Regions from separate parts of the Homo sapiens genome. Here all the other regions are linked to region 2. The links are chromatin contacts, found by Hi-C or POLR2A ChIA-PET in ENCODE. All regions are on one chromosome and are shown on one strand. The core of a region is the stretch at or near the end of the contact, and the rest is flanking DNA. Distances in the headings are between cores, read along the strand shown. Region 1 overlaps LOC107985365 (a long non-coding RNA gene). Region 2 holds the start of GGPS1 (geranylgeranyl diphosphate synthase 1). Region 3 holds the start of LNCATV (lncRNA negative regulator of antiviral signaling). Region 4 has its middle 30 kb from the start of LINC03108. Region 5 has its middle 30 kb from the start of LINC02971.

Region 1 (2,700 bases), core at 190-2,689, 480 kb before region 2:
GTGTTGCAGTCTTCAGAGAAAGATACTAAAATGGTTGTGCTATTACGGATCTCAGAGCATTAAGGAAAGTTGACCAGCTTTCACTGGGCTGAACCAAGGGGTGAAGCAGTCAGAGACAAGGCTGGGACTTTCCTGTTTCTGTAAAACATACTTCTTTCCATTCAAAAAGTTTTGGACAGGCAATATGCAAAAAGACAACTGCTGAATGATTCCACTTGTATGAGGCACCTAGAGGAGTCAAAGTCACAGAGACAGAAAGTAGAATGGTGGGTGCCAGGGACTAGGGGGAGGGGAATGAGAAGTTCGTGTTTAATGGGTACAGTTTCAGTTTGGAAAGATGCAAAGGCTTCCGGGATGATGGTGATGTTTGCACCATAATGTGAATGTACTTAATGAATGCCACCAAATGGTACGCTTAAAAATGCTTCAAATAGGCCAGGTGCAGTGGCTCATGCCTGTAATCCCAGCACTTTGGGAGGCTGATGTGGGCGGTTCACCTGAGATCAGAAGTTTGAGACCAGACTAACCAACATGGAGAAACCCCATCTCTACCAAAAATGCAAAATTAGCTGGGCATGATGGTGCACGCCTGTAATCCCCGCTACTCAGGAGGCTGAGGCAGGAGAATCGCTTGAACCCAGGAGGCAGAGGTTGTGGTGAGCCAAGATCGTGCCATTGCACTCCAGCCTGGGCAACAGAGCAAGACTCTGTCTACAAAAAAAAAAAAAAAGCTTCAAACGGTAAATTTTATGTTGTGTATATTTTACCACAATTAAAATGTATGGAAATATTTATTCTGATTCTTCAGTTAGATCATTTGTGGGTTAAATATGCCCCATGTAGCATTTCTTTCTGTAAATATACTGCCCCATCCCCCACATGGTATTAGACTGAGATTCCTAAGGGTAGAAACTATTTATCATTCATCTTTTTAGCCCCACTCCACCCAGTACAAAGCTCTATATAACATACCACTGGATAAATGTTATTTAAAGAAAAAAATGGATGAACAAGTGAACTCAGAATTCCCATACCGTTGCACCACGTTTTTTTCTAAACATGTGTTCACAGAATAGTAGCAGCAACAATGAGCATTATGAATGCCCTGTATTCAGAGTAAATAAGACTGTCAATCCAAAAGAAAAAGAAATAGTTAAGTGCATATATCTAGCCATATTGAAAGTTTCCTACCCTAAGTCCCCAGACAGCCCTCACTTGACTCTCATGAGTAGTAGGAGTGATAAACGAATGAATAAATGAATGACTTTTCTTCCTGGTCCACAGGCTTAGATTTTCCCAGTCTGGATATCAAGGGCATTCCATGCAGTGAGACTTTAAAGTCTCTAGAGAGGGACAGGAACCACCTGAAGTTGTTTCAGCTTAGACGTCCCTTTCCTTAGTAGCTCCTTCCTCCAGGGTGAGGCAGGAAGTGATCGCCAGCTGCCTCCCTGTTGACCAGGCTATGAAACCTTTTACAGTCACTTGGCTTCACTTCTGTGCTGTTTTTTTGGGTGAAGACTTTCTCATTTTCTGGTAAAGCAGATATTTAAGGGGCAGGAAACTCAACATCAAAAGACCGGAACAGAAGAGAGAAATCCTTGCATTATTCGGAACCAGCGAGTATGTATGGTGCAGGCAACTGAAACACCCTCTCTCTCTGCCTTTTTTTTTTTTTTTTTTGCATTGAACACTCTCAGTGTCTTCAAATTCCTAAGATTTTTTTCTTAACATCTCACATTTTATTAAATAAATCCAACCGCTGTGTATCACCGTCATTCTTAGCAAAGAATACATTAGCTATTTTCTTTGCAAAACAAAACCTAACTCTCATCTAAATAAAATCTACATGCAAAAGTAAGTGATATTTTCTGATCAGTACAATAGAATTGCCGTAAGTTTGGTCAAGGCTCTTGGCCTGCTTTCTAAAGATGTCCCTAGTATCTAGAGAGATCTCAAAATCTGTAATCATCGTGGGAAAACTTTTTCTGTGTTCAGAAATTCAGGATGACAAGAACTATCATTTTGGCAATATCTTAGAGGAGAATCTGAAAAGCTTCTGGCCACAGAAACGCCTAAATATGCTGTAGAAAAATAATAAGTGTGGTGTTAAAAGCACAGCTGAAATGAGTGAAGGAAATCCCAGAGACTGAGTATAAAGAAGGTCTGAGCACAAGAAAAAGTGCTGACACTTGGCTGCCTGAGCAGTGGGAGATCCGCTGAGGGAAAACAAGGTCACCTCAAGTTTCATAACCACAGACCACACTTCACATGGGTTTGGAGCTTAAGTTTACTCACCTGTATGGTCTAGGAAAGCTACGTCAATTAATTAACATAAAAGGAGTCCCAATATCACAAGAGCACTTGCCAAAACAAATAAAAAACTTCTCTATAGAAACCAATCTTCAACCTCTGCCACACAAGATTCCCATAGTGAGCACATTCTTTTAAATAGAAGCTCACAATCGAAAATTACAAAATGCGTTTAGAGACATGAGCAAGAGTGCACTACAAACAAGAATAAACAGACACAACGGGCGGCACAGGTAATGAGTCCCCAGAACCCCCAGAACATCAGCTAATAGAACTATCAGAAGGAGGATATGAATTGTTGTTAACATAACTGAAATGTAAAAGGAGAAATCAAAATTTTGAGAAAATAAATTTAAAAGACCAGGCATATTTGAAAAAGTACCATATGTT
Region 2 (2,831 bases), core at 242-2,741:
CCAGGCGCCAGCCCCCGAACCATCACACGCCGACTCGGGGCTCCCTCCGGCCCCGCCATCCCCGCAAACCCAACCACCTACACAGCTCGGCAGCTTCCCGTCCCCATTGTCGAGACCCGACGGAGTTTCCCGTCTACGACAATGACGCCATTTCTGTCAGAGAAGAAACTCACAACAAGCCCGGCGTCCGGCGCAGGGCCGGCCGCTCTCCCCTAGGGCCTCGGCGCCCGGCCGAGCGAATCCGCGCCCCCACGCGCCGCGTCCGAGCGAGAGGCCGGCCGGGGGCCACCGAGGGGCCAGGAGGGCCTGTGGGCCGCGGGCAGGACCGGCCCGCCACAGAGCCCCTGCCCACGTCCCGTTCCGGGCTCAGACCCGACAAGTGGGAGCGAGATCAACATCTGGCCCCGCCGCGGGGACAACGTGAGGGCCGAGGGCCCCGGAGGCGGAACGGCCCCCACCCTGCCCGGGCCCCCGACCGCGGCCGCTAAACCGCTGAGTGTGCGGCCGCCCAGCCAGGGGGCGGCTCGGACACAGCGGCTGCGGGGGGTGGGGGTTCCCGGGAGGCCGAGGCCCCGAATTCGGGCGCCGCAGGGACCACCACCGCGATCTTCCTCTGCTCCTTGGCCGGGCCCAGCGACTCCCAAAAGAACCCCCTTAGGAGACCACGAAAGCCCCAGAAAATATCCCTACCTTCCTCGGAGGCGAGATCTGACCCTGGCACGTCCAGAGTCCCCTCTCTCCTTCTCCCCCCCAAAACCAGCAGGCCCGGGGGAGAGATGGGGAAGAAGGGCGGCGGGTCCAGCGGCTGCTGAGGCAGAGGCTCCGGCTCCTCCTCCTCCCGCGGCGGCGACTGGTACCTTTGTTTGGCGGCCGCTCGGGCTCCCTGGTTGGGGGGAGGGGGACGACGAAAAATCCCCCCCGGACTGGAGGTCCGGGCCCCCAATCGCGCTGCCCTCCAGAGGACGGCGGCGATGGACCCTCTGCAGCTCCCTCCGGGCAAAGGTCCAGGCGGTGGCCGTGGCGGCGGCAAGATGAAGCTCAAGAGTCTCCCTCCGCTTCGGCGACCGAGCTCCTCACTCCGGACTCGACTGACGGGCAAACATCGCTTCCCCCCCACCGACTCTAGGTTCCCCCCCTTTCTCCCCTCCCCTAGATTTTTTTTCCCCCCCTCCCCTACCTCTTTCCCGGATGGCCTCTTAGACGACCTTGGATTGGTTAAAGTTCTTTAGAACCCGCCTATACACTGTTCCTATTGGTCCCTGGATACAAACAACGACGCCATTTTCCCACCAGTTCTATGGAAACAGAAAGTTACGCCTCAAGGCTTTCTGGGAAATAAAGTCCATACTCTGGGGCCAACGCGCAAATCCTCGTCCGCGAGAACTGCAAGGCCCGCAATGCCCTGCGCCTGCGTGGACCGGTGCGGGGGCGGGGGGGAGGTGAAAGGGGCGGGGCAACAAAGCAGTAGGGAGGCGGCAACGACGCCTGCGCAGTGTGACCGGGATGGCGCATTTTCTTGCACCAACTAATGCGGTGTCGCTGGCGGCTGAGGAGGGCGGAGAGTTCTGTGGTGAAATAGTGGGAAGGATTCATGTAGGCATCGGGAAGAGCCTAAGTCCACATTATAAAATAGGAAGTTGATGCGGGGTACAGTTACTCCCGGACCGGCGGCGTGAAAGTCGTGATATCATCGTTGAACTGTGAGCGGCAGTGGCGGCGGCTGGGGGGAACCCGGATGGGAAGAAGGGCGGGGGAGGCTGGGAGGCGGGGCAGAGGAAAGAAAGAAAGGAGAGTGAGGACCCGGATGCTGAACCGGATTGTGTATGAATTTTCCATCCCCTAGCTTTAAGCGAGGAGGGAGAGGAAGGGTTGGCCAAGTGGGGCGGAAGGGAGCATCTGAGCGAGGAGGAAGCAGAAACCTCACCGTTTCTTCCCCTCCGGACTCTGTGCTAGCACTGTATACGTTTGCAGTTCTCTGCCCAGCCGCTGTGGAAAATCGGCCTCGAAGTGATTGAAATTCCCTGTTTATATCAGGCGGCTTCTTTCAGATCCATCGTCTTTCTCCCGGAGTATGAATGGAAGGATTCAGTATGCGCTTCACATTTGTATGTCTCTGGCCATTCTCAAACCAGGCCCTTCCCTTTGAAAAGTCTTTTGCATGGGATGTTCACTTCTTAGACGCAAGGTTGTGTGCCCTGGTTTCATCGTCTAACGCGTTAGAAGGCGCTTTCATTTCTTCATGGGTGTTGAGCGCCGACCACTGGGGTGGCCTCTGCCTTCGTAGACCTGCGCCTGGTGAGACGGACAGATGCTGAACAAAACGATGTGAAATTACCGCAGTGGCAGTGCCCCAGAGGAGAGTTCCACGGTGATAGGAGAATGAGGGAATTTGGCTTCTTTAGGGAGGGAAAGGAAGGGTTTCTGAGCAAGTGAGGATCGAGCTGAGAGCTGAAGGGCTAGCAGGAGTTAACTAAGGAAAGAGAAAAGGAAAAGACATTCCAGACAAAAAGACTAACTTGTCAGAAAGCCCTGTGGCGGAAGGGAGCTTTTCCAATATGAAGAACTGAGCCTGGAGAGATGGGATGAGGGGGAGTGTCGAACCTTTTAGGCTTTGTAAAGGAGTTTTGGTTTTCTCCTAATAGCAATGGGATATCTTCCAAGGAATCTCAATCAAAAGGGAGAGATGGCTCCGATTGGAATGTCATCCCTGGCTGAAGAGTAGAGGAAGCGAAAAAAAGAAGAGTTAAAGAGGCAAATGCAGGGAACCCGACGAGGAGGCTATTGCCGTAGTAGTTCACATGGTGAAAAGAATGGAGCGTTTGTATTAATGA
Region 3 (2,700 bases), core at 166-2,665, 360 kb before region 2:
AGGAGAAACTTGGGTGTGGAAGTAAGTTCTACCTTTTTGCTCTATTTTCCTCCTGGAGGGAGAGAGGAAAAGCAGCTGCCTAAATGCTCAGTCAGCCCACAAGCTGTCATGCGTGACTATCTCCAGGGCAGACAGGAGAGCAGGAACCCCTTTCTGAAGCTGAGTTCTGATGCAGAATGTTTTCAGGGCTTAAGACAGCCCCCACACAGCTAGCCAACAGAACTTTCTGGGCTGCGGTCAGTTAGCTATGTCGCACAGGAATGGCATCTGCTTTCACTTATTTCAGAACTCAAGCATAAGTCCTGGGAGTATTTGACCAAAAGAGCCTCCCGCTTGGCGTGCGAGGGTTAGGTTTCCAGAAGATGTAGCACGTACCTGCGCTTTCAACTCCCAGAAGCCAAAGCTATGGAAAGATCTCAGCGTGTTTTTTTTTTAATTTTATTTTAAAATCATACCGTTTTAAAAGTTCTGCTTGTTATAAATCCAGCCTGAAAGCAGATGAATGAAACATAGACCCACACAAAAAAAATCTACAAGAATAGATCTTTTTTTTTTTTAACTTGGGGTTTTTGAGGAGGGATTTTAGAGGAGTGGCGGGGAAGCTACTCAGTCGAGATAAACTCCTTAAAAGCATGGGCAAAATTCCCTTTTCTGTGACCAGTTTTTTTAAAAATGACAAAGTCACACAAGAGAGGAAATGAAAAGGGAAATTTTTAGACTTCTCATCTGTGCTGAAAGCCCCGGGCTGTTTCAGAACCCGGTCAGGGTAACCGTCAGGCCTGCGGTCACCGCGCTGCAATCCCAGGAGGCCTTGCGTCAGCGGCCATTATATCAATAAGGAAGTACAATCACCAAACCACAAGCCGGCTTCTTTTCTAAGCCCACATGTTGCTTTAGAGGGTTTTCAAACAAGAGACTTTCCTGTTTTTGAAACCTGTGAATCCACAGGTCTTACAGGTTACTCAAATTATCTTATCACTTGCAGCATGAATTTCAAAACTGCTTACTCCAGCCTTCCCCTCCCCTGGAGGAACAGACGTCCATTTACAAACCAGAATCCTTATTTACAGTGTCCCGTTGCCAATTGCTGACACAGAAGGGGGAAAAAATACCAGTTATACATTAAGCTTTAAGGTTAAAGTATCTGTGCCAGACGCTGTCCAAACACCATCTATTCACTGACCTGAAGGCAGGATGACCACACCGGAGAAAATTCTACAGAAACAGTTTTGCGGTCACAGCAGTATTCCTTCACAGAGCCAGGCTATGTTTCCTGCAGATGCATACACATGCTTGCAAATGTACTGTAAGAAATCATCACAATTCACAGGAAACATATTTATCCTAAGATGTGTAGCAAATCTGTTGGAAATTTTTAAGCACAGCCAAAAGACATCCCAAACCACCTATGAGGTTGCTTCCCAGGTTGCTGGAAAAATCAACGTAGGATAGCATCGGTAGAGGACGCTACCGCGGCGCAGGTGAAAGATGTAAACAGTGCAATCTAAATCTTCAATGGGATGCAAGTCAGACTTATTTTTCTCTTGAGCAAATAAAAAGATTCAGATTAAAGAGTGCCTTATAGAACTGGTACAGAGTTCTACATAGAACTGATATAGAGTTCATCTAATAAGAGTGTCTTATAGATGAGATAAATCCATAAACAAACGTCTCTCTTTCCTGCTCAGCTCAGCAGCTTGAGAAAGATGTGCCACACCTAACAACTGCATTTGACAGCCATCTCCTGGTTTAACTTCTACCCTGGCCAGCGGCCACTTAGCGTTGCCCCAGCAATGCCTGCAGACTTCATCACGCGCTCCCTCGCTGGAAGCGTCCCTCCTAAGGCAGACCTGAAGTTCACAGAGGGCTTCTGGACAGTAGTTCACATTCTGTTTTCAATGGTGGCCTAATCAGACTGAGAATAAACAACAAGTGAACTTTATCCTGCAGCTACAACCAGTGAACTCTAAGCCCATTTCACAGAATGCACACAGCAATAATGGATCTAGCAGACACTTATCTAATCTCACACTTTCCGTCTTTTTGGGTTATAATCAACACTTAGCTCATCAACACACACACACACACACACACGCACATCTTCCAAAAAAGAACCTGCTCTCAGTTTAAGCACACTGAGATTTTATTTATCTTATTTTATTTGTCTGCATTCCAATAAACCTTCTAACATTGAAATGTTGAGACAGACACTCTAAAGTCAGGATGCTGTGATGTTTATGTTTGAGGGAGGGTTCTTTCAAAGTAGCCAAAATTGTCTCTCTTAGGAAATGTGAAGTGTGAATGAAGCCACACCAAAAAGTCTCAGAAGTAAATCTCTCAAAGATTATGACCAGCCTGTTGTGGAATAACGCAATATATCCTTAGAGGAAAATACAATAAAGTAAGAGAATTCCAGGCTTCCTACACAGGCCCAGTAGGTATTTTTTATCTTAATAACTCGTTGGTAAATGGCCTACTATGTCCATAGGAAAAGCATCCTCTTCTTCAACTGTGTTTTAAAAAGAATAACTTCTTCTTTCCTCCTTTGGAAAAGCCATTGCTCCAAAATTCACATAAAACAAATACAGACTGGTTTTCTGTTCCTTTCACTTTCTGTCCCTATCACTTTAGGCTGTGGTAACCAGGACTTCTAGGCCTAAATATGCTTGCCTGATTTTGCCTGAGTTTGCTGGAGAATTG
Region 4 (2,717 bases), core at 168-2,667, 320 kb before region 2:
AGGGAAGACTGGTGTTGGGGAAGAGGTTGAGATGAGTTTTAGACACATTTGCAGGTGTCGACCAAAAGCTGGGCCACTGAGCAGAGACCTGCCTACATCTTGAGGCCCACACAAAGGTCTTGTCCCAAATAGGGGAGCCATGGCAGAGCAGGGATGCTATGGAGGGAGGAGGCAGCCACAGGCAGGGCTTGGGGATAGTCTGGAAAACAGAGAATGAGAGGAGTCAGGGCAAAGAGGCGAGGTCTGTGGAGGTGCCGCAGGAAGGCGTTGGGCGCTGGCTGCAACTGAGAGCTGGGAGCTCAGGAAGGCTCAGGTGGCTGGACCCGGCCAGGGGGCAGACGCGGAATAACAATGGCCTTCCGTGAGGGCAAGGCCATCTGTAGCAAAATGTCCACCCTCCATGCCAAGCCTCCCACCCAAACATCCCTTCTGATTTCCCATGCTATGAGGGCCTGAGCACCGGAGCCCTTGGAGAGAAGATCCATCGGAGGCGGAAAGGTGGGGGGACCCACGTGGCTCAGGTTAAACTTACACCTGGCTTTGCATGGAGAAGTCTTGGCAAACTTCTGAACAACAAATCAAGTTACAGATGGCTGAAACAAACGGTAGTTTCCCAGGAGCCGCTGAGACCATCAGCAGGAGGCCTGTAGACTTTCATCCAAGTCAGACTCAACCATATCTTTCTTTTTCCAATTTTTTAAAAATTGTAGTAAGTAAAATACACATAACAGAAAATTTACCATCTTAACCTTTTTTTTTTGAGACAGCGTCTCACTCTGTCACCCAGGCTGGAGTTCAGTGGTGCGATCTCAGCTCACTGCAAACTCCGTCTCTGGGTTTCAAGTGATTCTCCTGCCTCAGCCTCCCGAGTAGCTGGGATTACAGGTGCCCGCCACCATGCCTGGCTAATTTTTGTATTTTTAGTAGAGACAGGGTTTCACCATGTTAGCCAGACTGGTCTCAAAACTCCTGACCTCAAGTGATCAGCCCGCCTCCGCCACCCAAAGTGCTGGGATTACACGTGTCAGCCACCGTGCCTGGCCTCCATCGTAACCATTTTTAAGCACGTTGTTCAGTGGTGTGACATGCATTCCCACTGCTATACAGCCATCGCCGCTAACCATCTCCAGGCACTTTCATCTTGTAAAATTGAAACTCTGCACCCATTCAACAATAACTCCCCACGTCCCATTCCCCTCAACTATATCTTTTTAAAGTGCTTTTCCCAGTGAAGTTTCTAACATTGCTAAAGAACATAAAATATAAAAACATGGCCATGCAGCAGGGGCTTTTTACCCTGCAGAATGCCCACTAAACCGTTTCTGTATGTTTAATTTTTTTAACCAAGGAAGTAGGGGATGCCCAAGATTTGGTCCCCAAACCAGAAAGACTGTGGGTTCCTTGCATCAAGCCGGGGCTTTTAGTCAACTCTCCCATGGGGACTCTGTTGGCCCGCTCCACCTCGGGTGTTCCCCCGCCCCTGCCTTTTCCTCTCTCACCTCCCCCATCCACCCCTCTCAGCCTTGCAGTCGACCTGCCTCTCCTCTGGTTGCTCCGTTTGTAGGGAGGGTCTGCTTGAAGGGAGTTCCCATTCTCTCTCACCCAGAGTCAAGGCTCTTGACTCTATTGTACCTAAAAAGCTCCTGAGGAATTTGACAAGGCCCCACCCTCAGAGATATGGGGTGAAGCCCAGGAATCTGTATTTTTAACAAGCATCCCAGGTGATCCTGATACTTGCACACACCCCCACACACACCCACGCCGACTACCCACACACTTCCATGGCCCAGAAGTCTGCAGGACCCACAGCAGGTATTCGGGACTATTTGTTCAATCCACACCTGAGTCGTTGCACGATTATGCTCAAGTCCCTCGGAACACCTCGCCTGCCATCTGACAGCTTCCCATCCAGAAACCACACAGTACAGTAAAAAACAGAAAAAAGAAAGCCGTTAGACCCCAGTGAATGTTATTTTTAATGAAAGTGGTGCATTTTGACTCACAATGTTGAAACCAGATTATAAATGAGTCATCAGTGAATCGACCACAAAGAGCCTTTGCGGAGGTGATTTACAGGAGAGCTCTGATGTCTGCTGTCCCCTGCACACGCTTCACAGAGATGCTGTCAGACGCAGAGCTGGTCTGGGGCATCTGTTGCCGCGTCAGCTCAAAAGGATGCTGTGTTGTCACCAATGGGATTCCCCAGCCCAGGCGGTGTTGCGGTCCCACCCACACAAGGAAGGCGGCCATCACTGAATAATGCTTGTGGTTACATCATCATTGCTGGTTTCCAGGTAGTGACTAGCAGATACTGGAGAGAGACAGGCCATCTGCTCTTCCTGTGCGCCTCAGCTCCTCCCTCATACCCACATCCTCTCGCCTGGTCTTCTAGAAGCAGCCCCTATGCAGACAGACCAGCAGGACTGAAAGCTGGACAGACTCGAGCCGGAGAGCCAGGTGGAACAACCTGGCCAGAAAGAGTCTGGCCGCAAAGAGTCTGGCCACAGCCCCACTTTCCTCATCTCTAAAATGTCCACATGGCTGCCTGCCCTGCCCGGCTCAAGGGAATGTTGCAAGGCTCTCATGGAAACCATGCTTGTGAGGGTTTTGAGGACTATCATAGCCCGTCCCAAGGTCAGAGGACAGTAGAAAACAAAAAACTTGCTTTCAGAGGGTGCTTTCACCAGTCAGCAGCCTCTGCCCCGGGCAAAGCCAGA
Region 5 (2,700 bases), core at 30-2,529, 400 kb before region 2:
TGCAGGAACAGAAAACCAAATATATCATGTTCTCACTTATCAGTGGGAGCTAAACACATACCTTTCGGAAGGCACCAGAACACTGGTTTGTTCCTGCTTTGTCTTGGCACCAACCCACTTGGCCCCTGACTCATCTTTCTCTACAACACTCCTGTTTGCTTTTCTCTACCATGGAGAAGGTATGTCTCAGTGGAAGAACTATGGGAGGTATTCAGCCCAAACATCCTCTAAGACAGTAAAGTGTTAACAGCTTAGAAAGAGCTGCAGACTATTAAAATGTGAGCTGCGTTAGTCAGCTGAACCGAGAATTCTCATCCTGGCCCTTGCTCTTGGAGGGAATGCATGCCTTAGTGCTTACTCAGCTCTTAAACAGGGTTTGTTGTTTTGTGTGTTTTTGTTTCCCGTGACTGTGTGTGTTTGACTTTTTTTAAACTGTGGTTTAAGAAAAAAAAAAAAAGTTGATCAGTAAGTCAAAGTGTCAGAACTGTCTGGGTTGAAGCAGGCACTCATAGGGAAGCAGGAAGACCAGTCTGTAGGTTTAGGGGAGGGGAGCAGAGGAAACAGAATTTTCATTCCACACCAAGCCTGCAAAATCATACAGACAGGAGAGCCCAGACAAAGCTAAATGTCATTTTCTTTATCCTAATTTATTGATTTCTGCTGGCTGTCGGGAGCTCTCGGGGAGGAAGCATGCTGAGTCCATAGCTAATGCTTTTCGTTGTTCTCACAGTTAGTGGGCCCTGGAGCTTGGGGAAGGGGGTGGCATAAGTGCAGGGAAATGGTGACGAGATGCAAAAGAATCATGGTGGCCAGAGCAGAAAATGTGTGCTCACATTTCTCTCTCTGCAGTGTTTCTGAAATGGCCTCTTCATTTACTTGAAAGAGACCTCATGCCAAAAAATGCATAGCATCATCCCCCACCTGCTCAGTCATGCCTTGAATCTCAAGCCCAGAAACGCAACTGCTGCCGGTGGGGGGTGCACCCCAAAAGTCCTCATCCTGAGAACACCTGTTAAAAAGTCCACGATGGCAGAAATCCCTGGTGCTGCATGGAGAATCTCCACTCAGGTGCGTCACCCCCTAGACGTTAGGAAGGTCCGGGGCAGGTGTCCGGTGGGGTCAGGGAGACACGCAGGTTCAAGGTTGTTCTACAACCCTGAGAGAAATGTCTGGGCCTCAGAACGTCAAGAGAGCTGGTTCTTCAGAGTTCTATTTTCCATTCCGCTACTTTGAGAGGGATGTGGGCTTTCATTGTGCTCGTTATTTTCATGAAAACTCATTACAAAACTGAAACCAACATCACAGAACAATGAGGAATCACCAGCCCATTGAACAAGTGCAGAGCGGCACATATGACCACTGCAATGCTTCCTTTCCAAAGCTCTTTTGCTCTTGCGTGGAGTGGCCCCCGCCACGGGCTTTCCCAGGTCACACCTGCTCCACACTTCTCTCCAGGTGCCTCTGTCCCCTGAGGCCTCACCTCGGGCCCGGGTCGCCCTGCACAAACAGCCCCTGGGCGGGCACACAGCACTGACTCTGCTGCAGTCTCCAGGTTCCCGAAGCCAGCTGCCTACTGGACACTGCACCCTTAAAGTCCCACCGATGCATCCCCAACAGGGTCTCCTCCACGGCCCCCCTTCCTGGTGAAGTCTGATCAGCTTCCAGCCACACAGATGTGAAGACTCATTGTCTCCAAGGAGCCCCAGAGTCCGGTTGATTCCCCTTCTGAATGTCTCCTCATTCTGACCTCCTCCTTCTCACACCCACTGCCCTCCACCCAGCCTGGCCTCAGCCCAGAAGGGCCTCCTCTCCAGCCTCCGTCCGGGTCTCTGTCACCTCACCTGTACTCTGCCCTCCACCTCACCTCTACTCTGCCCTCCGCCTCCCTCTGGAAGGCTGCTGTCCTCCTCCGGGGTCCTTCACTGCTCACTGAACCACCTCTCAGTCTGACCTTCAAGGACCCAAATCTACCAACTCACTCTTCTCTTATTCTCTAACACCAACCCTCAACACCATCAGGCTGTCCCCTGCCACTCCATGAATGTCCGTCCCTCATACCTGTGTCCCCACCATCACCTTATTTAAAATGCCTCTCCCTCTGATCTGCCCATTCAACGCCTCATCGAAGCCCAATTCCAGTCCCTCCCTCCCTGTGGCAACCTTGCCTGACTCTGCAACAACTGCAACCCCATCCTTCTCCCTGCCTTTGTGTCCCCATGTTGCTTCATTATAGTGGGATGTCAATAGGCATTAAAAGGTTGCTGTCTCCTCTACTTCCTTGTACCCATTGTCAAAGACCCCCACCGGCTTGTTCGCAAATTCAGAAAAACGTTCCCCTTCCTCAGAACACTACTGCTCAGAGATTGTCGCATTTACCAAGTCTGTTCACATTTATGAACACATTTATGAAGCCTGAGATGAATGGTGGCCCTAGGACTGCTGGTGACAAACCCGCCTGAGCCCAGCCCCCAAGGTGGCAGGATCACTTCCTACCCACTGTGCACACCAACTTCAGGTTCTTCATTTCCCAGCTTTCAAGTAGGCTTTGTCTATCTCTAGCGGAAACAATAAATAGTCTGAAAACCAAAGCACTTTTGATTTGCAAAAGGCAGGCTGCACTGAGAAAGAGATTTCTCTTAGAATTCTGAAGGATGCCTTCACACATCAAGAACCAAGTTAGAGCTTGGGAGTGCAGGTTTA

Evidence for each region. Hi-C counts contacts between places; a loop is a spot of excess contacts on that map. ChIA-PET counts read pairs that join two places held with the same protein, here RNA polymerase II (POLR2A). Pooled maps may share reads with other maps.
Region 1: a pooled map shows a loop between it and region 2 (10-fold over the local background). The contact joins the enhancer-like site here to the promoter of GGPS1 in region 2. A Hi-C loop is called at or near these places in 5 of 37 single-sample maps with no recorded cell type and 10 of 50 pooled maps. POLR2A ChIA-PET finds 5 or more read pairs at or near these places in 2 of 52 experiments (activated CD4-positive, alpha-beta T cell and activated CD8-positive, alpha-beta memory T cell).
Region 3: a map of B cell shows a loop between it and region 2 (7-fold over the local background). The contact joins the promoter of LNCATV here to the promoter of GGPS1 in region 2. A Hi-C loop is called at or near these places in 1 of 168 maps with a recorded cell type or tissue (B cell), 7 of 37 single-sample maps with no recorded cell type and 12 of 50 pooled maps.
Region 4: a map of naive thymus-derived CD4-positive, alpha-beta T cell shows a loop between it and region 2 (4-fold over the local background). The contact joins the enhancer-like site here to the promoter of GGPS1 in region 2. A Hi-C loop is called at or near these places in 1 of 168 maps with a recorded cell type or tissue (naive thymus-derived CD4-positive, alpha-beta T cell), 8 of 37 single-sample maps with no recorded cell type and 15 of 50 pooled maps. POLR2A ChIA-PET finds 5 or more read pairs at or near these places in 3 of 52 experiments (SK-N-SH and activated T-cell).
Region 5: a loop to region 2 is called in a pooled map, with 6 times the contacts of the local background. The contact joins the enhancer-like site here to the promoter of GGPS1 in region 2. A Hi-C loop is called at or near these places in 2 of 37 single-sample maps with no recorded cell type and 8 of 50 pooled maps.

The regions. Positions count from the first base shown.
Region 1 is chr1:234,843,217-234,845,916 of GRCh38, forward strand. The region is part of intron 2 of LOC107985365 (a long non-coding RNA gene); the gene reads right to left. Among named protein-coding and RNA genes, the nearest start is that of LINC02961, 85 kb to the left of the region's middle. Within about 2 kb of position 1,440, at least 15 of the 41 ENCODE cell types and tissues checked have a DNase peak (open chromatin) inside an H3K27ac peak, as active enhancers do.
Region 2 is chr1:235,327,079-235,329,909 of GRCh38, forward strand. GGPS1 (geranylgeranyl diphosphate synthase 1) reads left to right here and starts at 1,492. Exons shown (of 4, transcript NM_004837.4): 1 at 1,492-1,700. ARID4B (AT-rich interaction domain 4B) reads right to left here and starts at 1,101. Exons shown (of 24, transcript NM_016374.6): 1 at 691-1,101. RefSeq lists enhancers at 1-515, 1,252-1,311, 1,552-1,641, 2,142-2,291 and silencers at 222-311, 322-551, 722-771.
Region 3 is chr1:234,962,584-234,965,283 of GRCh38, forward strand. It overlaps LNCATV (lncRNA negative regulator of antiviral signaling), which reads right to left and starts at 1,416. Exons shown (of 4, transcript NR_125945.1): 1 at 1,184-1,416. RefSeq lists enhancers at 182-1,381, 695-994, 1,015-1,064.
Region 4 is chr1:235,009,839-235,012,555 of GRCh38, forward strand. No RefSeq gene overlaps it. Among named protein-coding and RNA genes, the nearest start is that of LINC03108, 30 kb to the left of the region's middle. RefSeq lists enhancers at 1,876-2,465, 2,064-2,358, 2,309-2,717, 2,476-2,545. Within about 2 kb of position 1,418, at least 26 of the 41 ENCODE cell types and tissues checked have a DNase peak (open chromatin) inside an H3K27ac peak, as active enhancers do.
Region 5 is chr1:234,925,717-234,928,416 of GRCh38, forward strand. No RefSeq gene overlaps it. Among named protein-coding and RNA genes, the nearest start is that of LINC02971, 30 kb to the right of the region's middle. RefSeq lists enhancers at 944-1,023, 1,784-1,873. Within about 2 kb of position 1,280, at least 25 of the 41 ENCODE cell types and tissues checked have a DNase peak (open chromatin) inside an H3K27ac peak, as active enhancers do.